Linked DNA regions of Homo sapiens: all the other regions are linked to region 1. Evidence: read pairs that join two places in POLR2A ChIA-PET (ENCODE). Cell type or tissue: HepG2. All regions are shown on one strand. Region 1 has its middle 13 kb from the start of PFDN4. Region 2 has its middle 28 kb from the start of BCAS1. Region 3 has its middle 51 kb from the start of CYP24A1.

Evidence for each region. Peaks named below come from ENCODE experiments on the same cell type or tissue, not always from the same donor. Only the 100,000 strongest peaks of a DNase experiment are listed, where the experiment ranks them.
Region 2: POLR2A ChIA-PET joins it to region 1 with 14 read pairs; 8 of 35 experiments call an interaction of 5 or more read pairs at or near these places.
Region 3: POLR2A ChIA-PET joins it to region 1 with 45 read pairs; 5 of 35 experiments call an interaction of 5 or more read pairs at or near these places.

What each region holds. Positions count from the first base shown.
Region 1 is chr20:54,191,025-54,199,024 of GRCh38, forward strand. No RefSeq gene overlaps it. Among named protein-coding and RNA genes, the nearest start is that of PFDN4, 13 kb to the right of the region's middle. In HepG2, CTCF peaks have their summits at 3,802, 4,733 and 7,154 (motif pointing left); DNase peaks (open chromatin) are centred at 3,917, 4,687, 5,257 and 7,157.
Region 2 is chr20:54,094,650-54,102,649 of GRCh38, forward strand. No RefSeq gene overlaps it. Among named protein-coding and RNA genes, the nearest start is that of BCAS1, 28 kb to the left of the region's middle. In HepG2, a CTCF peak has its summit at 2,269 (motif pointing right); DNase peaks (open chromatin) are centred at 2,282 and 4,715.
Region 3 is chr20:54,119,384-54,127,383 of GRCh38, forward strand. No RefSeq gene overlaps it. Among named protein-coding and RNA genes, the nearest start is that of CYP24A1, 51 kb to the right of the region's middle. RefSeq lists an enhancer at 4,171-4,976. In HepG2, a CTCF peak has its summit at 7,924; DNase peaks (open chromatin) are centred at 3,758 and 4,478; H3K4me3 peaks cover 2,076 bases.

The sequences.
Region 1 (8,000 bases):
CAGTGAGCTGAGACTGCGCCACTGCACTCCAGCTCCGGCAACAGTGCGAGACTCTGTCTCAGAAAAAAAAAAATAGACCAATTCTTTTTCTCTAATCAGGTAAAATGAACAAGGATATTTTATTTTAATTTTTTAAAGACAAAGTCTTGCTCTGTTGCCCAGGCTGCAGTGCAGTGGCATGATCATAGCTCACTGCAGCCTCGAACACCTGAGTTCAAGCAATTCTCCTGCCTCAGCCAACGGAGTAGCTGGGACTATAGGGGCGTGCCACCATGCTTGCTAATTTTAAAAATATATGTATTTTTGGTAGAGATGGTGTTTCCCTATGTTGCCGATGTTGGTCTTGAACTCTTGGCCTAAGCAATCCCTCCCACCTTGGCCTCCCAAAGCGCTGAGATTCCAGACGTGAGCCACCATGTTTGGCCCCAGGAAATTTATAACTAGGACAATAAATGAAGGCACAAGAGACCAATCCCAGTTGTTCTATCCTCTACTATTCTGTCAACCAACTTTCAAGAAACTAACATTCGTGACATTTATAAGATGGTGGCCTCTGCTGCATGCCAATCTTGTGAAGTACACACAGGGGCATGCCAGGTATAAGACAGTAATTACAGTCTCCAACACAGAACTTCCCGGAATGGAATCACGGCTCAAAGAATCCCACAAGGAAAGACAAGCAAGTGAGCGTGAAAAGCCAGATGTGAAAGGCAGCAGAAATGCTTCACGTGAAGTAAGTAACTTATGGAAGCTCTAGAAAAGCAGGAAGGGATTAAACATGCATTGATTACGATATGCTAAATGGGCTGGGCGTGGTGGCTCACGCCTGTAATCCCAGCACTTTGGGAGGCCAAGGCGGGCAGGTCACGAGGTCAGGAGATCGAGACCATCCTGGCTAACACAGTGAAACCCCATCTCTACTGAAAATACAAAAAATCAGCCTTTTACTCCTAAGCACTGATTTGGGATTTGAGAAAAATTTTACAAAAAATCAGACTTTTACTCCTAAGCACTGATTTGGGATTTGAGAAAAATCCAGCTCATCCGTCTGATCTGGCCTCTTGATCTCAGAAGCTAGGGGAGACCATTTTTGCTCCACACATAACTAAAGCCAATAGAGGAAGGTGGTTTGCAGAGGTAAAGAGGATTGAAGCAGTTGAGCAGACAGCACAGAGGAGAAATGAGGCAAAGGTCTGATGTCCTAATGGTTTCCATCTGCAATCTCTTCCAAAGGCACTTTCTGATCAAGTAGCAATTTGGACTTTTTTTAGTTGTAAGCAACAGAAACTGGCCCGGCTATCCTCATCCATAAAGATTGTATTGCATTCAAAGGCTTGCAAAAGTGTGGCTAGATGATCAAGCTTGGGGTGTGGGGAGGATTCCAAAACGGAAACCCACCACTGATGCATGGCCAGAACCCCCCACCAGAGGATCCTGCTGTGAAGAATTAAGAGCCGTGGATCCATCGACGCCAGGTCATCTACCCACCCTCTGGCTGCTGGCAGTGGGAAGAGCGAGTTGGTGCCCTTCCACTTCTGTAGTTGATACTGGGGTCCTGATTGCTACCGGGGTGCTCTGGTTATATATCACACTCCAGACTTGGTGGTGTGAAACAATAACAGTCTTTTATTATTATCATACCTCATCATGCTGGGAGATGACTCTCATCTCCTCACTGAGGTTTCCTGTGCAGTTGCAGAGAGTTGGTGACCGGGGCTAGATTCACCTTAAGTCTTCCTCACTCAAGTCTGGCAGTTGATACTGGCTGAGAGCTGGGGTCTCAGCAGGGACCATTGATTGGAACACTGCTGGGTGCCTGGACTTCCTTGCAGCACAAAAGGTGGGCACCAAGGGTTAATGCCCCCAGAGAGAACAAGGTAAAACTAGATTACCTCTTCTAGCCCAACCTTGGAAGTCATATGGCAACTTCTGCTTCTGCTGCACTTTTTTGGTTAGAGGGGACTCACCAGATAAGTCCATATTCAAAGGAAGGGAAGTAGGCTTTTGATGGGAGGATATCAAAGAATTTGCAGAAATGTTTTAAAAGTACAATTGCCTCAACACGAAGGAATCTACTTGATTTCCTAAAACTAGAATCCTGGTTGCTAAAGGTTCCATAAGACACCCCATATATTGCTTAGCAAATCACCATTCATTGTTTAAAGTAGTTCAAATTAGTTTCAATTTCTTGCAGGCAAAGACACCCAACGGAAGCATTGGATTCCAAGACATTGAATTCCTTGAAAGGAGAGATTTAAAAGTACCTAGAATACAACCTTCCATATGACATTTATTAAAATTGGACAACTATACTTTGAGAAAATGATTGATATGAATTACAGTGTGATTGACCTATGGTCTCAGATCCAAACCGTAAACCCTACACATTCCCACGGCTAATCGTTTTAGGAATAGACCAATCCCCAGATAGTAAGTGAAGACTCAATGGATTTTGGAAGTCAGTTTGGCACAAAGACCCTGGAACAGCTTCCGGGGCTAGAGGTGGAGTTTCCTGTTGCTGAGGTGGAAGATCACGAGACAATCAAGAAACATGCCTCTTCCATGGCTTGAGGTCAAGTCTAAGCTTGCTCAGTATCTGTTACTCTCTGATTGAACTTCCCTTTAATTCTCCCATCAGCCAAGCTTTGTCTCTGAGGTCTTATAGGAAGTTTTTGGCAAAGTGGCAGAGGTGGTGAAGGACATCATGAAAAACCTGGAGCCAATGAAGCAGAAAGACTTATTCTGGAATACATGGTGTGGCATCCTAGAAAACTCTAGATATGACAGGTAAAAACCTGTGGAGGGAAGAGCGCGTTAACATTCAACATTGAAGTAAGTTAACCTCAACGAATGGTTGTTTGGTTGACAAAAAATAGACCCAAACAGAGTGATATTCAGCCAGTATCATTCAAATACCTGTGGGTTATCTGAACAACATTCTTGCTTTCAATTTCTTAATGCTCAAATTGCTTAGACATTTTTTCTTTCCCAAACAGGTGGGTAAATCTAACTTTTTTGGTGTCTCTCTTGGACATCCCAGTTAATGCTGATAGTTAAATTTATACTAGACAATCCCATAGGAAGCTGCCCCTCAGAGATCCGCCTGCTTCCTGGAGACACTTCTGACATTCTTCAAAATTGCCAGATAACATTTGAATAGCTCTGCGTTAGAATAGCCAATAACCCCTGCATTAGAATAGCCAATGTAATCACTGATTCTTCAGCTGCACTCCAGAGCCTTAGGGAATAAGTTGCATGAAAAATTTTATGTGTATATAATATATAATTATATATATATCATCTACATATATTTATATAATATATAATTATTATTTTATCTACATATATTTATATAATATAAATATATAAACATTAGTTTATATAGTTATAGAGAACAGAGGGCATAGCATGGGTGAGTGCCCCCAGAGAGAATAAGGATGGAACAAATATATAATAAATATCTATATTTATATATATAAACAAATGGAACAAATATATATAAATATTATATGTGTATATGTATATATAATAAATATATATTTTAGATATTTATGTATACATTACATATATAAATATATATATACATATAGTGAATCAAACTCGCTATAGCGAGTGCTCATGCTGTGAAAGATATCTGGGAAAGAGACTGATGGAGGGAACCGTATACACCCCAGGCTAGACTCTAAGCTTTTTGAGTGTGGGTGTCATATCTGTTTTGTTTGCCAGTGTATGCCCAGAACCTAGCACAGTAAGTGACACCTAGATGACAGGACGGACTTTGCAGGCATGCAGCCCGTGTGGTCACACAGGGTCCTGCACTCAGAAGATCCCTGCACATGACTCAGTGCTCTACTGTTGCCATCCTGAAATTGTTAATAGTGTTTGAACAAGAGGCCTTGGGTTTTCGTTCTGCACTGGGCCTCACAGTCTGTGGTTGCTCCTGATGACATTCAATAACTATGTGTTGCATGAATGAGTCAGAGGCCAAGGCCAGGATTATGTTCCTACCCTACCCTTAAACTCTGGGTCAAGGTGAGAGTGTTCCTTTACCGGAATCGAAGGTTCGTCTCTCTTGCTCTCATTTGCTGTTTTCAGGCTGATTTTTCCAGCAATGAGTAACAGCAGGGGCCATCCGTTTACTTCAAGGGAAAACTCTCCTCCCCATGTGCAGCTGGTCTGACCCGGTTCTGCAGCAGGACAATTTGCCAAGACTTTGATGCAGAAAATTCCCTTAAGGGGACTTATTTGGTCGTAAGTATCGTGTGTGAAAGACATCAATATTTAAGTCCTGGTTGGGCTTCATCAGATTCAACCCTGTTCTTGTCCAGTTTTATCAAAATGTATAAAGTCTAATCTTAGGGAACAAATGTGCAGTGATGCTAATGAATTTTAATAGCATTGGACGTCTTTGATGCCTTGTCTTATGTCCTCCTGACCTATCTTGTTGCTCTGGCATTAAGTTGACAAACAGCTGTGGCCAGGTGAACCTGACCTCAGTAGTACCTCATGTCCTGGGGCTTTTCTACTGGCCACAGGCAGCACCTGCAGCCATCTAGCGCAAGACCAAACCTGAAAGTGCAGGAGAGGTAACACCTACCGGGGCAACCCTTGGCTGAATGGGGCTGGGTGGATAAATGCTGTCTCTGTAGTGAGGACAGTTCTGAGGGACAGGTGCTGGAGACCAGAGGGTTTGCAGGAGGAGCAAGCTCCAGCGGCCCACAGGGTCATCAGCCCAGTGGCAGCCCTTGGAACAGCTTCCTATCTTCACCTTTTTCACGTTTCCTCCAGCTTCCCCAGATCCCTTCCCACCATGAACTCCCTGCAGCAAGCCCTCGTCTCAGGCTCTGTCCAGACGTTAATGTAGCCGTGACGCATCAGTGAGCACTCTTTTGATTTTAAGTGACAGATAACTAAACCAAACTTTCCTAAGCAAATGAATTCAATGACTCAAGTCATTGAAAAGTTCAAGGGGACAGCTAGCTGAGCTCTCAGTGTGACTAGGGGAATGCTTTCTATCAGGCCCTGTTTTATCTCTCCCTGTTCCTCAGTTTCACTTCTGTGTTGGTTCCGTTTTTAAATGAGTTCGCTCCTGATATGGCAAGATACCAGCCACTATGCCAGAACTGCCATTTCTACAGCTTCACAGCAAATAGGAAGAGAGGGCTTCTGGCTCCCATTGGAATCAGAAGTTGAGGCTCTGATTGGCCTCAGTTTGGTTCTGTGCTTATTCCTGAACAGTCATGTGACCATGAGTTGCTGAATGGCTGACGGCTGTTCTCAGGCTCCACCACTAAGGTGGTATGACAGTCCACCCAGATCACATGGACTGATAGGGAGGAAGGGGAGGGTCCTCACATTGAAATCAGGGCTATTGCCAGAAGAGCACGAAATGGGTGTCGGGAGGCAAGCACCACATGTTCAGGAGAACTAATTCTTCTTGGGCAGCCAATCAAATGTGGAGTCTGATAAATACAATTTTGCTTCCCATTCCCCATCAGCAAAGAGATTATTACAAAATAAAGTCTGTAATGATGAGTTACAGTTGGATATAAACCTATTAAAATAATGCATTATATAGATTAATTCCCTATGTATGCATTATTCAAGTGCTTTTAATACAGTTCCCCCCCTTTGGGGAGTGGGATCTTAAAATAAAAAGGAGAAAAGTTTTCATTGCTATGTTGTCCTATATATCTTGTCAAATTATGCAAAAAATACATGTAGACTTGTTTCACAAACATAACTAGATAGCATAATTACTTGGGTGGTACTAAAATTTGTTTGAACAAAGTTAGTTCTAAAGGAAGTGAGGCAGGATTCTTTTTGAGAAGTATAATATTTAATTTTTATGGGTATGGGAAAATACAGTGTAGATGAGAATAACTACGATTTGTATCCTTATTTTATCAGATAACAGTTATATAAGGTATAGAAACTTAGAGGCATTACCCAATTGTCCTGAGCCTCCTTTCACCACCTACAAAATGAAAATTATACCTATAGTTTGAACTGAATTAATTTGCAAAATTAATTTAAGAACCCAAAGTATATATTAAATGCTTAAGAGAAATACAGCCTCTTTTTAAGGCCATTGACAATTTAGGGACTGCCCCTCCTCCTCATGTCTTCGCAGACAGCTTTTCCGGAGCTTAGCAAGTGGTAGCTCGCAAAGTACTGAAATCTTCTCCTAGGATCCATGTCCTACACTGCTACAAGAATCACTGATTACATTGGCAATTCAACATTTATTAGGTCAAATGGAATCCATCGTAGCCAGGACCTCAGCTCTCCTTCAGTATGCTCAGATAACACCTGACCGAATATGGGAAGAGGCTCATTGTGTAAACACAAACGTGGAAGTGCCTTTTATTAAAACAAGATTTTACCTGTAGAAAGATTTGAGCATTCAATTTGCCTCGAGGTAGCATCTTTACCTGGAAATGAAATCTCATTCTGTTATTGGAGCCAATGTGTTTATGTCACCATTGGATGCAGGAACAACTTAAAAAATAATAGTATACATATGTTATGATTAACTCTAAACTTTTGTTTACTTTAAGGATAAGCTAAAAAAACTCACTATTGTCAAAAATAGCTTCTGTAATTTGTTCTTTTCACAAGAAGTAAAATTCTTGTGTTATTTTTTATTCTCTGTACCTTGCGAATAACTCATAACTTAGGAGTTCCCAAGTTATGTTCATTCCTCCATTGCAATCTCTGTCCCACCCTTCCCTTTCTTTCCATTTCCGTTGCAATGTAATGTAAGGTTAAGAGCATGGAATGCAAGAGGTGCCAGTTTCAACTCTAGCTCTACTGTTTCTAGCTCTGTGTCCTCGAGCACATTATGTCCCGTACTCTTGCCTCAGTTATACCATCTGTGTGTAATAATGATAATACTACCTCCTTTATAGGGTTGGTTAACTAATGGTCTGTTTTATAAAGGTCTAAAAACATTGTATACGTTGAAGGGCTTTTAAAAATGCTGTACTTTTAGCCAGGTAAAAATTCGGTTAAGAATTCAAACTAGCAAAAGATGATTCTACTTTGGCCCAAAGGCAGTGGTTTCCTGGGTTTGTGTCATCTTGCTTTGCAGCGTGTAGACAATTCTTCAGGAGTTGCAGAGAGAAAAATAACATGCCAGATTTTGGGGTCACAGTGCCATCTGCTGAAGAAAGGAGTGTTGCTCGAACAATGAGTCCACATGATCACAATTTGCGTAAGTACTAGGCCTAGCCAAAAAACAAAACAAAACAAAACAAAAAGAATGCAATAAGTTATGGACTCTTGTACATTGTAGTGGAGTGAATTCCTCAACAGCTTACGCTGTATTATATATTACTGTATTAATCTCTAAATACATTATCACTTATTTATTCATGCATTGATTTATTCATTAGTTAACATTTGTTAAGCACCTACTTTCCTGTTGGTGCCGCAACAACAGAGATGAAGAAAACAGGCATGATCTGTTTCCTTTGGTGCTCTCAGTTTAACAGGGACACAGAATTCAAAAGGGAATATACCAGGGAGGCGTAGAAAGCTGCTTTAGGGGGCAGCGGATGCTGCTCTTGTCTGGGAGATGGGTGCGTTTGAGGAAAGCTTGTGTCTTAGTCAGTCTATGCTGCTACAACTAAAGTCCTGAGTCTAGGTAATTTATAAACAATAGAGATTTATTCCTGACAGTTCTGGAGGCTGGAAAATCCAAGATCAAGGCACCTGTAGGTTTAATGGCTGGTGAGAGGTCCAGTCTCTCCTTCTAAGATGCCAACTTGTTGCTGTGTCCTCTGCAGGGCAGAATGCTATGTCCTTACATGGTAGAAGAACAGAAGAGAATGAACCTTGATATGGTTTGGCTGTGTCCTCACCCAAAATCTCATCTTGAATTGTAATCCCCATAATCTCCATGTGTCAAGGGAAAGACCAGGTGGAGATAATTGAATCAAGGGGGCGGTTTCGCCTACTCTGTTTTCGTGATAGTGAGTGAGTTCTCACGAGGTCTG
Region 2 (8,000 bases), 96 kb before region 1:
AGCGTATCAGATAGGAAGTGATATTAACCCCACTTTTCAGACAGCAAAGCAGGGGTTCAATGAGGTTAACCCATTTATGCCTGAGGTTGCAATTTTTTAACTTTGAAAAATCAGACTTTGAGAAGCAGGATATAACTAACTCCCACATGCTTAGCGTTCCAATAATGGAACACTAGGCATAAATTTAATAAGCTCAGTTATACCATCTGAAAAGTGGGGTTAATATAACTTCCTCACTTCATATAACCTGCAGACATCATTGCCAGGATAGGAAGACAGGTCGCAGGGCAACTGAAGACCTGGTCACTTTTCCCCAGAGTTAGGGAGATGTAACTTGTGGAGAGCTGGATGCTTTTAGGCATTACACAAATGAATTCCATGTATTTATTTATTTATTTATTTTTGATTAAAAATTTTTTTTTAAAATTCTACTTTAAGTTCTAGGGTACATGTGCACAACGTGCAGGTTTGTTACATATGTATACACGTGCCATGTTGTTGTGCTGCACCCATTAACTCATCATTTACATTGGGTATATCTCCTAATTCTTTCCCTCCCCTCTCCCCCCACCCCACGACAGGCCCCGGTGTGTGATGAATTCCATGTATTTAAATGAATAAATCAAGCAACAAATGTATCAAGTAATGTCACACACTTCATTGGACAAATATTATTACTTTAGGGCAAGAACTAATAAAAACAAAATGAATAGGTTACAGAAAAAATATTGAGTAAATAATAATCCAGGTAGTACATGTCAGAAATCTTAATAGCTTATTCAAATGACTAGAACATATTTTTTAAATGGTGGAATAGAAAATGTGAAGGCCGGGCATGGTGGCTCACCCCTGTAATCCCAGCACTTTGGGAGGCCGAGGCAGGTGGATCACCTGATGTCAGAAGTTCAAGACCAGCCTGGCCAACATGGTGAAACCCCGTCTCTACTAAAAATACAGAAAATTAGCCACTCATGGTGATGGGCAGCTGTAATCCCAGCTACTCAGGAGGCTGAGGCAGGAGAATTGCTTGAACCCAGGAAGTGGAGGTTGCAGTGAGCCGAGATTGTGCCACTGCACTCCAACCCGGGCAACAAGAGTGAAACCCTGTCTTAAAAACAAAAAAAAGAAAGAAAGAAAATGTGAAGGACCCTTTATATTTTTTTAATGAGTGGACTCATTATTTCCAGAGTCATAGCCCCCAAATATTATCAGAACCTCTAATTGTCCAGGGGCAGGGGCACATTCCCAGTTCTCCTTTTGCCACAGGGCACAGCCCAATGCTGGAGCCCTGCAAACCCTTAGGAAACTTTGCTGAAAGTGTGCTGTGTCCAAAGGAGCCTAGGCGACTTTGCTGATCTGTCACCAACTTGCTGTGTGGCTTTGGGCAAGTCACTTCACCTCTCTGTGCCCCAGATTTTTTCTGTATAAAATAAATGTGTGAACAAGTTTGTATCTAAAGTATATTCCAATGCTATGTTTCTGGTTGGAATGAGCTAATTAATTAAAAAATTACTAAGTGGATATTACCTCTAGCTATTTTGGGGGGAAGTACCCTAGCCTGGGGATTTAGAGTGGGACTCTGGGTGCAGAATAACTGGTTTGAATCTTGTCTCCACCACTTTTTTCTTTCTTTTTCTTTTCTTTCTTTCTTTTTTTTTTTTTTGGAGATGGAGTCCCGCTGTGTCGCCTAGACTGGAGTGCAGTGGCGCGATCTTGGCTCACTGCAACCTCCGACTCCTGGGATCAAGCAATTCTCTTGCCTCAGCCTCCCGAGTAGCTAGGATTACAGCACCCACCACCATGCCCAGGTAATTTTTTTTGTATTTTTAGTAGACATGGGGTTTCACCATGTTGGCCAGGCTGGCCTCGAACTCCTGACCTCGTGATCTGCCCGCTTCGTCCTCCCAAAGTGCTGGGATTACAGGCATGAGCCACCACGCCTGGTCACCACCACTTCTCTCTGTGTGGCTTTAAGCAAGTTACTTAAATTCCCTGCACTTCAGTTTTCCGTAGAGTTCATGTACATCAGTTGTCAAAGGGCAGATGTCTGGCACATTGGAAATATTACCGAATGTTAGTTATCCGTGAATCGGGGGACTGATTTTATAACCACCCAAATCATATTTATTTCCTAGAGGAATGAAGATGAAAATAGTGGTGGTTAGTGTCTAGCATCGCACTATGTTTGCCAAGATTAATTTGCAATGAGCCGTTTTCAAACAGGATGTTCAGCCACTATATGTACTTCTTGAAGTAACCAGCAGGTGGTGAAGTTGGATTATATTTTAGATGGTCAGGGCCTGGTGTACCTCTTGCCTGGGGTTTTGTGAGAGAAAAAAAATAGCTTTCTTTTTTATCAGCACCCCAAACCATTAACATCTGGAATCAATAGAGGCTGTATCTGTCACTTAATGCTATAGAAATTGCAAGAAAAAAGTCCTGCTGGTTAGTATACCAGTTCTCAAAATGTCAGCATCATTTGTGTCACCTGGGGGTACTTGTCAGGAATGCAGTCTCTCTGGTCCCACCCCACAGGATGGAACTGGAAACTAAGGATGAGCCCAGTCATCTGTGTCTTCAAGAACTCTCCAGTGATTCTGGTGCACTTGTGTTATAGAACCGCTGTGCTAGAGGTCTTAGTATTTGCTGTGAATGTGAGTAGGTAAAGAGAGGGTATTTGGTGAGTGTCACTACCTCAGTGCAGGCCAGGGACCAGTGGTTCCACATCAATGTGGGGGAGTGTTAGAATGCATGGTCTCTGGCCACACCCCAAACAAGCTGGATTGAAAGTCGCATTTTCATCAGCTCCTGGAGATTCTCCTGGAGATTCTCCTGTATGATCTCTTTCTCTTTTTCTTTCCTTCTCTTCCTTTCTCATTCTCCTCTCTCTTCCCCTTTGCCATCTCCACTGCTCCCTTTCTCAGTGACAATTGGGCATACCCCTCGCAGTGCCGGCTGCTCAGGTGGGAAAGTGGAGAAGACTCTTCTATTTCCCAGCCTGAGAAAATTTGCTTACCTGTAATCCCAGCACTTTGGGAGGCTGAGGCGGGCAGATAATTTCAGCCCAGGAGTTTGAGATCAGGCTGGGCAACATGGCGTAACTTCGTCTCTACAAAAAGTACAGAAATTGACCCAGCATAGAGTCGTGCACCTGTAGTCCCAGCTATTGAGGAGGATGAGCTGGGAGGATCATTTGAGCCTGGAAGGCAGAGGTTGCAGTGAGTGGAGATCGTGCCACTGCACTCCAGCCTGGGACAGAGTGAGACCCTGTCTCAAAAAAAAAAAAAAAAAAAAAAGAAAGAAAGAAAACTTACTTGAAGCCTACTGGAGACAGACAGCTAAACATACAGTGTGGGACACCTGTGCTGCCACCTGAGTGCCAAGAGCAGGGAAGGACCCTTTGGGTTGGGAGCTTCGCACAGAGGGTGGCCTTGAGCAGCACCTAGAAATCCAGTTGAGATCTTCACTTTCTCCACATCCTCCTCTCCCCCTGTCGTCTGTTGTTCTTTTTCTACTTACCTGCCTTCTGGCTCTTTTCACCTGTGGATAATTTATTCCCACAACTCAGTCTCACCAGGATGACTTAAAGTCTAAAGTACACGTCAGTGGTTCTCAAAGTGCAGTCCCTTTCCAGCAACATCATCACTTTGGAACTTGTTAGAAAGACAGATTCTCAGGCTCACTCCAGACCTTGTTAAAGGAAACTTTAACAAGGCTTCCAGAAGATTCTAACACACATGACAGCTAGAGAACTGTGGCTTTAGATGGTGGCAGAAATTGTTCATTGCCTACTCAAGCCACGGGTTCAAATTCTTCTTGGTAACAGACCCAGATAGGGGTCCAAGTTTCAGGTGAGTAACAAACACTGTTCTCAGAAACAGTAAGCTCTTTCCCTTGCCCCAGGGGAATGAAATACGATTCGTCTACACTGCGATTCTACTTCGCAATGACATGTAGTGGCAAATTGGGGACCCAAGAAGCAACTGATGGCACAGTCTTAATAAGGTAATTTAACGGGCATTTCCTGAAAATAGGCTATTTATAGGAATGTGAATGTGTAGTAACGCAAGGAAGAGTGAAGTAACCACAGAAAACAGCCTGAGTTGCCTTCCCTGTGAGAAGGATCCCTTCAACTCTAGACCTAAGGGAGCAAGAAAGGAGAATTTAGGAGAGAGTCAAGTTGGGGAGTCCTTGACAGGAGCAATGACCTTATCTCAAAGTCCTCATCCAGCCTGAGGTCAAGCCAGGGGGGATGTCAGGGGACTCCTTCCCCTCTCCCCATCATTGTCTTCTCTCCCTGAGACCTTGAACTGGCACCCCCCATTGGCTGAGACCATCCGGGTATACAGGAACCCTAAAATCTTTACAGGTAGGCTTTACCAGTCTACATAGGGTATTAAAGAGCAGAATATGAGTTTGGGGAGCAAAAGGAAGACATCCTGTTCATTGGTCTAGGGGTGAGCAGGTGGCCCAATCTGGCCAATGAGACATATGGGAAAGTCTGCTGGACGCTTCTGGAAACATTTTCTTTCCTGACTGTCGTAGAAAGAAGGCTCTCCTTTCTACTTGCTTGGGATGCTTTTGAGAGGTTGCACTTCTTGGACTTTGAAGCCACCTTTGGCCACAAGGGGAATGCAAAGAGAACTACTGTCAAGAACCTGGATACCCACAGAGCTATTAAAAGGCCTTGGAACCCCCAGCTCCAGCCTTCTTGTTAAGCAAACAATGGATGTCTCTATAGTTTAAGCTTCTGAGGGTTGTGTGTTCTGTAATGGGAAAATCTGTGGAGTTATTGCTAGGAATGGTAATGGTGAAATCATTAAAACACAGACCCCAATTCAGAGTCAAATTCAGCTGTGTTGATGCCCTTGGATCTGATTAAAAGAGCTTCCTTCTTATTTGAGTAGGGGAAGTGGATTCTGGAAGACAATAGAATATGGACATGGAAAGGCATCCCTGAGTGCCTGAGGAGGGGGCTTCTGGGGGAAGAGCCTGGCAGTGATGCCTGGAGAGTCAGGGTCACACCCCTGGCCCAGGCAGAGGGCACTGCTCAAAACACCTTGTACCTCCCCAGGCAAGGTCCTTGTAACCCATGACCTCAGAGCATTGAGTACTTTAGCTCAGCTTCATCTGTGATAGAGAGGAGACAGCTCAGCCTGTCTCCTGTGAGGGGAAGATTTCTGTGTGTCTGAAGGAAAAGTTCTCTGCACTCGCCCAATGCACAGCACTTCACAGCTGCCCTCACCCCAGCATCGCAATCCTCTCAACTCCTGCCCTGTATCAGCCTCTCCCCTCCCCAAACAGACAGGCAGCCAGGAGTAAGGCCATGGTGGTTGACTCAAGCATCTCTCTTCCCAGGCTGAAGTTCCACAGGTCTTGCTCTACCAGCTACAGTCCTGTGACACTTAGCAATGGGGTATGTTCTGAGAAATGTGTTGTTAGGTGATGTCATCATTGTGGGAGCATCATAGAGTGTACACACACACCTTCATGGCATAGCCTACTACACATCTAGGCTAGATGGCTTGGTCTGTTGCTTCTAAGATACAAAATCTGTACAGCATGTTACTGTACCGAACACCTCAGGCAACCGTAACACAATGGTAAGTGTTTGTGTATCTAAACATAGAAAAGGTACAATACAAATATGGTGTAAAAGATTAAAAAAAAAAGATACACCTGTGTAGGGCACTGTATTAGTCCGTTTTCACACTGCTGATAAAGCCATACCCAAGACTGGGTAATTTACAGAAGAAAGAGGCTTAATGGACTTACAGTTCCACATGGCTGGGGAGGCCTCACAATCATGGCAAAAGGCAAGGAGGAGCAAGTCACATCTTACATGGATGGTGGCAGGCAAAGAGAGAGAGCTTATGCAGGGAAACTCCTGTTTTTAAAAACCATCAGATCTCGTGGGTCTTATCACTATCACGAGAACAGCATGGGAAAGACCCGCTCCCATGATTGAATTACCTCCCACCAGTTTCTTCCCACCACATGTGGGAATTGTGGGAGTTACAATTCAAGATGAGATTTGGATGGGGACACAGCCAAACCATATCAAGCCCTTATCACAAATAGAGACTGCAGGACTGGAAGTTGCTGTGGGTGAGTCAGTGAATGAAGAGTGAGTGAATGTGAAGGCCTAGGACAGGACTGTGCACAGGACTGTGGAATTTACAAACACTGTGCACTTAGGCTACACTAAATTTATAACAACATATTTTCTTCCTTCAATAATAAATTAACTGCTTACTGTAACATTTTTACTTTATAATTTTTTTAGTTTTTTAAACTTTTTGACTTTTTGTGATAACACTTAAAACACAAACACATTGTATAGCTGTATGAAATATATTTTCTTTACATATTTATTCTACAAGCTTTTTTCTATTAAATTTTTCTTTTTATACTTTTTAAGACATTTTGTTAAAAAACGAAGACACACACATTAGCCTAGGCCTACACAGGGTCAGGACCATCAATATCGCACTGTCTTCTACTTTCACATCTGTTCCCACTGGAAGTCTTCAGGGGCAATACTATGCGTGGAGCTGTCATCTCCCATGATAACAATGCCGTCCTCTGGATACCTCCTGAAGGATCTGCCTGAGGCTGTTTTCCAGTTTTTTTTTTTTTTTAAATTTATAGCTAGAAGGAGTGCACTCTAAAATAATGATAAAAATTATAGTATGGTAAACACAAGGCAATAAGAATATTTTGATTCCATTATAATCTTATGGGACTGCAGTCATAGATGTGGTCTGTCCTTGGAAATGGTATGTGGCACATGACTGTGCTTCGTCTGCCTCTATCCTCTCAATCCCAAGCGCCTATTTCTCTAATAGTCAGAGGCACTGACAGAAAGTCAACACACGCATTCTGACTGAGCTGCACAGTACTGACCCTGTTAGTGGCTCTGAAAGTCAAAAACGCTTTAGCCTTCCATCACTAATCTCATTCCTCTTTTGTTTGTTTGTTTGTTTCTTTATTTATTTATTTCCTGAGATGGAGTCTTGCTCTGTCCCCCAGGCTGGAGTGCAGTGGTGCAATCTCGGCTCACTGCAACCTCTGCCTCCTGGATTCAAGCGATTTTCATATCTCAGCCTCCCAGATAGCTGGGACTACAGGCATGCATCACCATGCCCAGCTAATTTTTATATTTTTAGTAGAAATGGGGTTTCACCATGTTGACCAGGCTGGTCTCGAACTCCTGACCTAAAGTGATCTTCTCACCTCGTTTTCCCAAAGTGCTTGGATTACAGGCATGAGCCACTGAACCTGGCATCATTCCTCTTTTAAAGCTTATTCAAACCAATTACTTTCATTGAACTTGCCAAGAATTAAATGGAGAGGAAGAGGTTTCATGTTAATCAGGACTCCTCTTTCCCAGCTTCTTGAGTCATTTTGCTTGAGAACAAATATGATCAAAGTGCAGAGTGAAGGAAAGGCATACGTAGAGGAAAGGGGGCTTTTGTATGCCAAGCCCTGTTCCCACACCTCATATCATTTAATCCCCAAACCATACCAATCACCCCATTGTACAGGGGAGATACTGAGGCTTACAGGACGTAGCCTAATCCCCTGCAGGAAAGAAGGTGTGGATCTGGAACTGAACGGGGTGGTCTGGGAAGACCACCTCGATGAGGTGACATTTGTCTGGAGGTCACGATGAACTGAGAAAACAAATGATATGAATATTTAGAGGAAGAATCTTCCAGGAGAAGGCAGTGAAGAGTGCAAAGATCTGAGAGTGAGCAGGCTTGGTAAGTTCCAGAAAGAGCAAGATGACTAGTGGAGTGGGGTGAGAAAAAAAAAATGCAGTGGGTGAGGTCAGCAGGGTGGAAGGGGTGGGGCAGATAAGGTAAGGTCTTGCTCGATTGTCCCCTGCAGTCACACATATGGGACTCACCCCATTCCCTCTGCTTGCTGGTCCCTGTCCACCCCACATGGTAGCATTTCCCATGCTGAGTCAAAGTGGTCTCTTCACATCTGTATTT
Region 3 (8,000 bases), 72 kb before region 1:
TTATATGTAATGACTGCATTGGCGTAAAGAAAAATACAGGTTGGATTCATTATGACGTATTCATTATCATTATTATATTTCTTTTTCCTTCTGATTTTAAAATAAATTGAAATAAAAACATTTTTGTGGTCCTGGGTCCTGACACTATTCCTAATGGAGAAGTCAGCCTTGGTGGCAGTGGGTGCTGTCAGGAACATGATGGATTGAAGAAAGTCAGGTGTGAAAATGATGGGAGTTTCAGCAGCCTGGGAAGCTGCGCCCCTGCTCTGGGGACAGCAGTTGTTCAGCTCCAGCCCACTGCTAAGAAGTGGAGGGAGGTCAGAGAATGAGGGCTTAGTATTGACAAACTGGCAAATGTTCCAATTTTAGAGAAGAAGCCAAGAATCCAAATACAAGTGTTCTTTTGAGTCAATTCAGTTTCTACAAACACTATTATGAAAGAAAGAAAGAAGAAAGAAAGAAAGAGAGAGAGGAGAGGAGAGGGAGAGAGAGGGAGGGAGGGAAGGAAGGAAAGAGGAAGGAAGGAAGGAAAGAAGGAAGGAAGGAAAAAAAGTAACAAAAAGGGAGGAAGGCAGGGAGAAGAAGGACAAAGCATCACATTTGGTAAAGGAAATGGGCTTTGGGGTCAGATATGCCTTGGCTGGTCTACTTGCTAGGCATGTACCTTGGGCAACAGATTTCGTTTCTCTAAATCTCATTTTATCATCTGTAAAATGGGAATAATACTAGAATGCACGTTTACCACCAGGATGTGGGTACTGAATGCGAATTAGATTTGCATCTCATTGTTAAAGTGCGGTGGCATTTCAAACCCAAACGGGAACTTGCAGATCAGATTCCAGTGCTTTCTGGAGCTAGAAAAATGGTATATATGGGCAAACGAGCCAGGTGGGGCCTGTGGCAGACTGGAGAGCTCAGACCCATCTCAAGGGGAAGCTGCTTGGCCAATTCTTGCCATCTGGGGATGTGGCCCATGTCAGACACATCTCCCATTTTAAACAGTAGTTAGGAATCTGGATTGTTTGTGAAATGTCTCATTTATGTTTTTAATCTTAGTAATAGATTCCAATTTTTGAAACTACAAACTGGGGCTGAATGATACATGCCTGTAAACTGGACAAGGCCCAGGTGGTCACCAGTTCATGGCCTGCTCTGAACAGAAGGCGAGTGTCTAGACAGTGTCTTCCTGTCTTATAGGTGCCCTGGTGGCATCTGTAGACATATCTGTAGTCCAACAGGGCTAAGTTCTTACAGATCAGGTTAGAATATTAATTTAGTGATATAGCTCATATAAGAAAATAAGAATTTTTTAATCAGTTGGGTCCTGGACATCGTGACTGGCAATGTCAGTCTGGAAACCGAAGATGTCACCAGGAAGAAAGGACAAAGATGTGTGAGGGATGGAGCAGGGAATAGACTGATTTTTTTTTTTTATGGAAAAGAATAAAAGAGGATGAAATAGAAGAACAAAAGATTCAGACATGCAAATCATAGTATTCTAGAGAAATTTCTAGGCCCAGAAATCATGAGGAAAATAATGTTAGTTTCTTTTTCCACCCTTTCCAATGAGATTTTTCATGAGGGTAGGAAAGTACTTCTCTTATAGAATTTTACAGCTGAATAGAACTAAAGAGACCTTTAGTTTTCAAGTTAAAACATTTTTTTTTAAAGTAAATAAAATAAGAACTGCAGTGAAGAAATGACTGGTCCATAGCCATGGCACATATGAAAATTCCAAATGTGTATGAGGTAAAGCTAGGGCTTTGCATGAGTGAGATAGACCAGGTGGGAGGTTCTACGGAATGGTGGAAACAGGCAAACAAGCCAAGGGTCTGGCCCGTCCAAGGGGGCTTTGTTACTCAGCTGTAGCCAGCTGTGCTAAGCAGAAAGTGGGCCCACCATAGACAGATCTAACTTTTTTTTTTTTTTTTTGGGATGGAGTCTCACTCTGATGCCCATGCTGGAGTACACTGGTGTGATCTTGGCTCACTGCACTCTCCATCTACCAGGTTCAAACAATTCTTCTGCCTCAGCCTCCCAAGTAGCTGAGAATACAGGTGCGCACCACCACGCCCAGCTAATTTTTGTATTTTTAGTAGAGACGGGGTTTCACCATGTTGGCCAGGCTGGTCTCAAACTCCGGACCTTAGGTGATCCACCCACCTGGGCCTCCCTAAGTGCTGGGATTACAGGCATGAGCCACTGCGCCCGACTGGCAACAGGTCTAACTTTTGAAGGCAAGAGAAAAATATCAACTTTGAGAATGCACTCCCTCAATTTTTAAAAGTTGTCAACAAATTCAAAAGTTTAAAACACATCATGCAAGCCAAAAAAGCCCATGTGAGGTCCACATTTGGCTGGGAACCTGCCAGTCTGTGACTTGCATTAAAGAATCTTCCAGCATCCCACACATTTTCTGACAAGGTAGTTCTCACCTCACTTCCTGTCAATGTTTACCTAAGTAAGGAATGCTTAGTGTGATCATTTTCTTAACTCTTTATCCTGAAGAAGGACCTTCAGTAAAGACAATATTTTAATATTTTACTTCGGTTTCCTATATTTTACTTTGGTTGCCTCCATTATTCACCAATTTGTGCTTGTTCAGCCAGAAATTCAGGAACCACAGGAAAGCTGTTGACTAAAGAAAACCTTAAACTTTCATCCCAGTTCTGTTCACTGTTTTTTATTAAAGAGTTTTCTTTTTATAGTAAACTAAAGAGAGGATGTTCAGAGTCCAGGTTCATGAGCTGCAGGGCTTTTTTTTTTTTTTTTTTTTTTTTTGCTCAGCAGAACCCCAAAAATAGAATTGCAAAAATACAATTTGGTAAATCTTTAATGCCCAAATACTACTCCTTCCCCTAACTAAGTCAGCCACTGGAACCATTTCTGCCTCTGCACATGACACTGACCAGGAGGCTAAGCCCATTATTTATGCACGGCTGATTTTATTTCTCAATTCATTTTGAGCATCTTTAATGCAAAACAACAAGAAAAACAGCAGCAAAACACCCAGCCTGATTATAAGCCTTTTCTCCTGACTTTTAATGCAAACTTGAAGAATGAGCCAGAGATGACTCATAAACTCATGAACTTCAGTTTCTGGTGAAGACCATCATTTAAGACAAAGTCAGTTCCCCAGACTGTGGGTTTCCCTATTTAGTGAACAAACATGTTTACTTTAAAATGCTAATCAAAAAAGTCCTTGAACAGACATTGTCTTCCCCAAAATTACTAAAATAGTTACCATGTTTCAAATTATTTAGAATAGGAAACTAAATTATAATAAAATAATTGAGGATAGAAATCTAACTGATTTTTCACCTATTAAAATTTGGGTCACAAATTATACACACACATATACACACACACGCACCTACACACACATGCATACACATCTCCAAAACACAAGATAGTAAGCACGGGAAAATTTGCCAAATGTCCTAGTGGATTGATCAACAAACAGCCCAGGTAATTCTGCATTTCTTCTTGGTCGAAGTCACTTTTTCTTCCCAACTTCTCACTCAGACTAGGTACAACTAAAATGTAGATAAGTAAGTCACTTTATCTGTGTTTTATTTAAGCAGTACGGTGGTTAGGTGCATGAATGCTACAGCCAGCATGCCTGGTTCGGATTCCTGGTTATGCCACTGTTATTGGTAGCTTAATGTGGAGTTGGTAAGACGGGGATGTGGAAATAGCAGTGTCAATTCGTAACTTGCTTAGGAGGATTAAATGAATGTATAGAACATTGCCTGGCCCTGTGTACAAATTCAAGACTTTGAGCTCAGTTAGTCTGGAGAGCTAGCAGATTCTTAACCTTTGAATCCCCAGCTAAAAACCCTGTCCTGACGAACGTTCATGCACATTTTGACGGCCTTTCAGAGATGCTCAGGCCTTCTCTGCCTCCCTTACTCCCCAGGCTAAGGTCCTCTACTCTAGAAAACACCTAAAGGAACCTGGGGATGTGAGTTACATATGAAAACCACTTTAGTCCTCCTAAGGACACCATACATATTTTCTGAGCCATGGCAAAATCAATAGGTAAACAGGTATTGTTAGAGGGAACTAGGCCTGGTTCCTTTTTCAATGGGGTTTGAAAGTTGTATTTTGTTTATTAGGAAGGAAAGAAGTGGACCTTTCCAGTGGGTGATTCATCATCTGGTTCCTTCAGGGGAAGAGAGGGAGTGACTAGAGAGGATTGATGTCCAGCCTGGGGCCTGCTTTGCTCAACAGGGACCTCATGAAGGCAGGCTTCTTCCTCCTGACATTTCCAGCACTCCTCACGGGCACTCTGGAGAGGGATCTCTGAATCATCGCTGTGTCTAGACACATCAAAGGGCAAGCTGCCTGTTTCTCAGGCTCACCAAACCCAGTCAGGAGCACTAACGTGGCAGGTCTCCCTCTGAATCACTCAGACCAGAGGGAGGGCGCTGAGAGGTGAGCAGGTTCACCCGGCTGTATTCGCTCTTGGGCGAGGGCAACATTCCTCCCTGGGGAATGCAAAGTCATGTTGCCTCTTGCCAAAGCCAGTCAGGTAAGGAGACACTGTTGATTTTGTCTCTGCTTCCTGGTGCCAGAGCAGACCAAGCAGGGCTTTGAAGATGTTGATTAGACGTAAGCCTTGACGAGGAATGTGACTGTCATTCAACAGTGTAGGCACTCAGTAAATACCCGGGGCATGAATTCAAGGGAACGCTACCTTGCAAAATGGGCCACTCACTTCAGACAAGTAATTGAAAGAAACATTTAAAAATTCCAAGAGCAGGAAAGATAAAATAATTGCTTTGGGTTGCTCTTCGGAAGCCTAATGCAACATACAGTTAAGTTTTAGACTTCCTGACTATTCTTCACAAATTTCTTTTCTTCAAACTCATGTTGTTCTTATATCTGAATGTTCTACTGCATACTCTAATAGATTTGATTTCAACCACATCCCACACAAAATCATATTTACACACACACACACACATACATATACACATATGTATATGTATGCAGTTGATTATGGACATAGTTTTCTGCTTTGCAGATACTTTATTAAACATCTATTATATGTGATATTGATATTTCCTTTTCACATGTTAGAAATATTTTGTTTTCCGGTCTCAACCATTTTTTTTTTTTGAAACGGAGTCTTGCTCTGTCACCCAGGCTGGAGTGCAGTGGCACGATCTCGGCTCACTGCAGCCTCTGTCTCCCGGGTTGAAGCGATTCTCCTGCCTCAGTCTCCCAAGTAGCTAGTATTACAGGTGCCCGCTTGGCTAATTTTTTTATTTTATTTTTATTAGAGATGGAGTTTCATCGTGTTGGCCAGGCTGGTTTTGAACTCCTGACCTCAAGTGATCCGCCCACCTCGGCCTCCCAAAGTGCTAGGATTACAGGCGTGAGCCACCCCGCCAGGCCAGGTCTTAACCATTTTTGTAGGCCCTGTGAAATTCTGATCCTGAATTAAATAGCCCTAAGATTGTAGAAATGAATAACCTTTAATGGAGTGTATGCTTTTTATGGCCTCATCAATAAATGAATTTATTCCTGACGTTCTTCTAAGGCTAATCACTCCAAAGGATTTCAGAGTTTATCTACTTGAGGTTATTTACTTGATACATTGAGGTGGTTCCATCCTGTAACTGGTTAAGTGGATAGTGTACTGTTTGGGGCTGTTGAAGGGAGGAATGTAGCTTTCATTTTCTAAGCACCGCAAGAGAAATGGAGAGGAGGTCCTGTGTGTGCCCTGAGATCCCGAAAGGGGAATTATGAACTGCGAGGAGCATGTGCTTCAAATCGTTTGCAAATTTGGGCCAATGAGATGCTCTTTAAAATGTCATCCTCAAAAGAGGGCATCCCATTCATGGGTCTCTGTATGAGCAGCCCTAAAAAGCAAAGAGCCAGCATGGTAGCTCCTGCCTGTAATCCCAGCACTTGACGAGGCTGAGGTGGGAGGATCGCTTGAGCCCAGGAGTTCAAGGCCAGCATGGGCAACATAGTGAGACCCCATCTCTACACAAAACTTAAAAATTAGCAGGGCATGGTGGAGTGCACCTGTAGTCCCAGCTACCTTAGGAGGCTGAGGCAGGAGGCTCCCTTGAGCCCAGGAGGTCGAGGCTGCAGTGAGCTGTGATTGTGCCGCTGCACTCCAGCCTGGGCAACACAGCAAGACCTTGTCTCAAAGAAAAAGAGCAGACTTTCATTTCTAATTGGAACAAAAGCCCCTCTAAAGGCGCTGACAGCTCCTTGTAGGACTCCTGGTTGGGTGATGTTGGAAGACCAGCATTCTCCTGAGGCAGGAACTGTGTCTGCTTTTCTGTCCATATTACACTCCCCACAATAAGCACAGTGCACGGCACATAGTAGGTGCTCAATAAATCCTTTTATTTACCACTTGTCTGGAGTAAAGCATTATAATGTAGTCATTACACGTGTGGCTTCGGAGCCTGACTGCTGGGGTCTGAGCCCCAGCTCTGCCACTTACCTACTGTGTATCTTTGGGTAGGTTACTTCTGCCTCTGTCTTGGTTTCCTCATCTGTAAAAGGGGGATAATGAAAGTACCTACTTCAGTGGATGATTACACTTCCTTCACATGCATTTACGAGTTTTCTGAACATATAATCCTGTTGAGATCCATGTGGACTTGATGATTCTAATTATTTGTCATGCATTACACTCTTCATGCTTTTGGAGTTAGAATGTATATATATATTTATAATAATTTTATTTTCTTCTTAATAAATAGTGCGGACATTTGGATCAAGGAAAAGGAGTGTGTGTGTGTGTGTGTGTGTGTGTATAATTTTTAAAAATTGCTGGTAAGATGTGTCAAGCTAAGATTTAACAATCTGTGATCTGCACATCTTTAGTTTGAGGAAACAAGTCACGTTTTATTTCATTTTAATTTTAATTTAATTTAATTTAATTTTATTATTATTATTTTTTTGAGATGGAGTTTTGCTGTTGTTGCCCAGGCTGGAGTGCAGTGGCACCATCTCGGCTCACCACAACCTCCGCCTCTTGGGTTCAAGCAATTATCCTGCCTCAGCCTCCCAAGTAGCTGGCATTACAGGCACGCGCTACCACACCTGACTGCTTTCGTATTTTTAGTAGAGACGGGGTTTCTCCATGTTGGTCAGGCTGTCTCGAACTCCCGACCTCAGGTGATTCGCCCACCTTGGCCTCCCAAAGTGTTGGGATTACAGGTGTGAGCCACCGCGCCTGACCCACATTTTATTTTTTAAAATGTGAAACCGTATCTTGGTCATGTCTTTAGCAGCATGGAATTTTGGAAAGATGATGACATTTGAGGAAAGGAGGTGAAGGAAGAGACTTGAGTTTAAACTGGCACCTTCTAATTTCTCTGCCCCCAAAAAGGTATTGATATATGTGTTTTAATTGTTGCCAATATGTGTCTGAAGGTTGAAGAACACTCAGAGAAAAAAATGAAAAAAACACATGTGTTTAAAGTGGTCCATAACTAAAAAAAAAAAAAAAAAAAAAAAGGTGGTCCATAACTGAAAGCAGCCTGGAAATGGTCATGGAGGTCATGGAGGTAGTGCTCTGGGGTGCATTTCACTAAGGGCTACATCATCCCTTGAGGTTTGCAAAGCTGGTAGCTAAGGAGGATGAGGTAATGCAGGGATGTTCATCTGGCACATTTCATCTCAAGAGCTGATCATCTTTAGGTCGGGAATGAATTCCTCACCCCATATAGAATATTACAGAGTTGGCTCAGGTGGACAGAGAGGAGAGGGCAAAGAAATTTTGATGTTCTCAAGGCCAGGAATGTTGCCCTTATATGGGTTTCCTTGGAGGAGTCGGCTGTGTGTGCAGCTTGTTCCTTACTTGAGGTGTATCAAGACGTTCACCACAATATTCAGTAATTAATTATCCCAATCCACATTTAGGAAACAGCAGAGGACACTGTGACATTATCTAACAATCTCTCAGGTCACTGCAGATGAAACTAGCTTTGGGACATAGGCCTCAAAGATTCCTGTGTGTAGCAGTA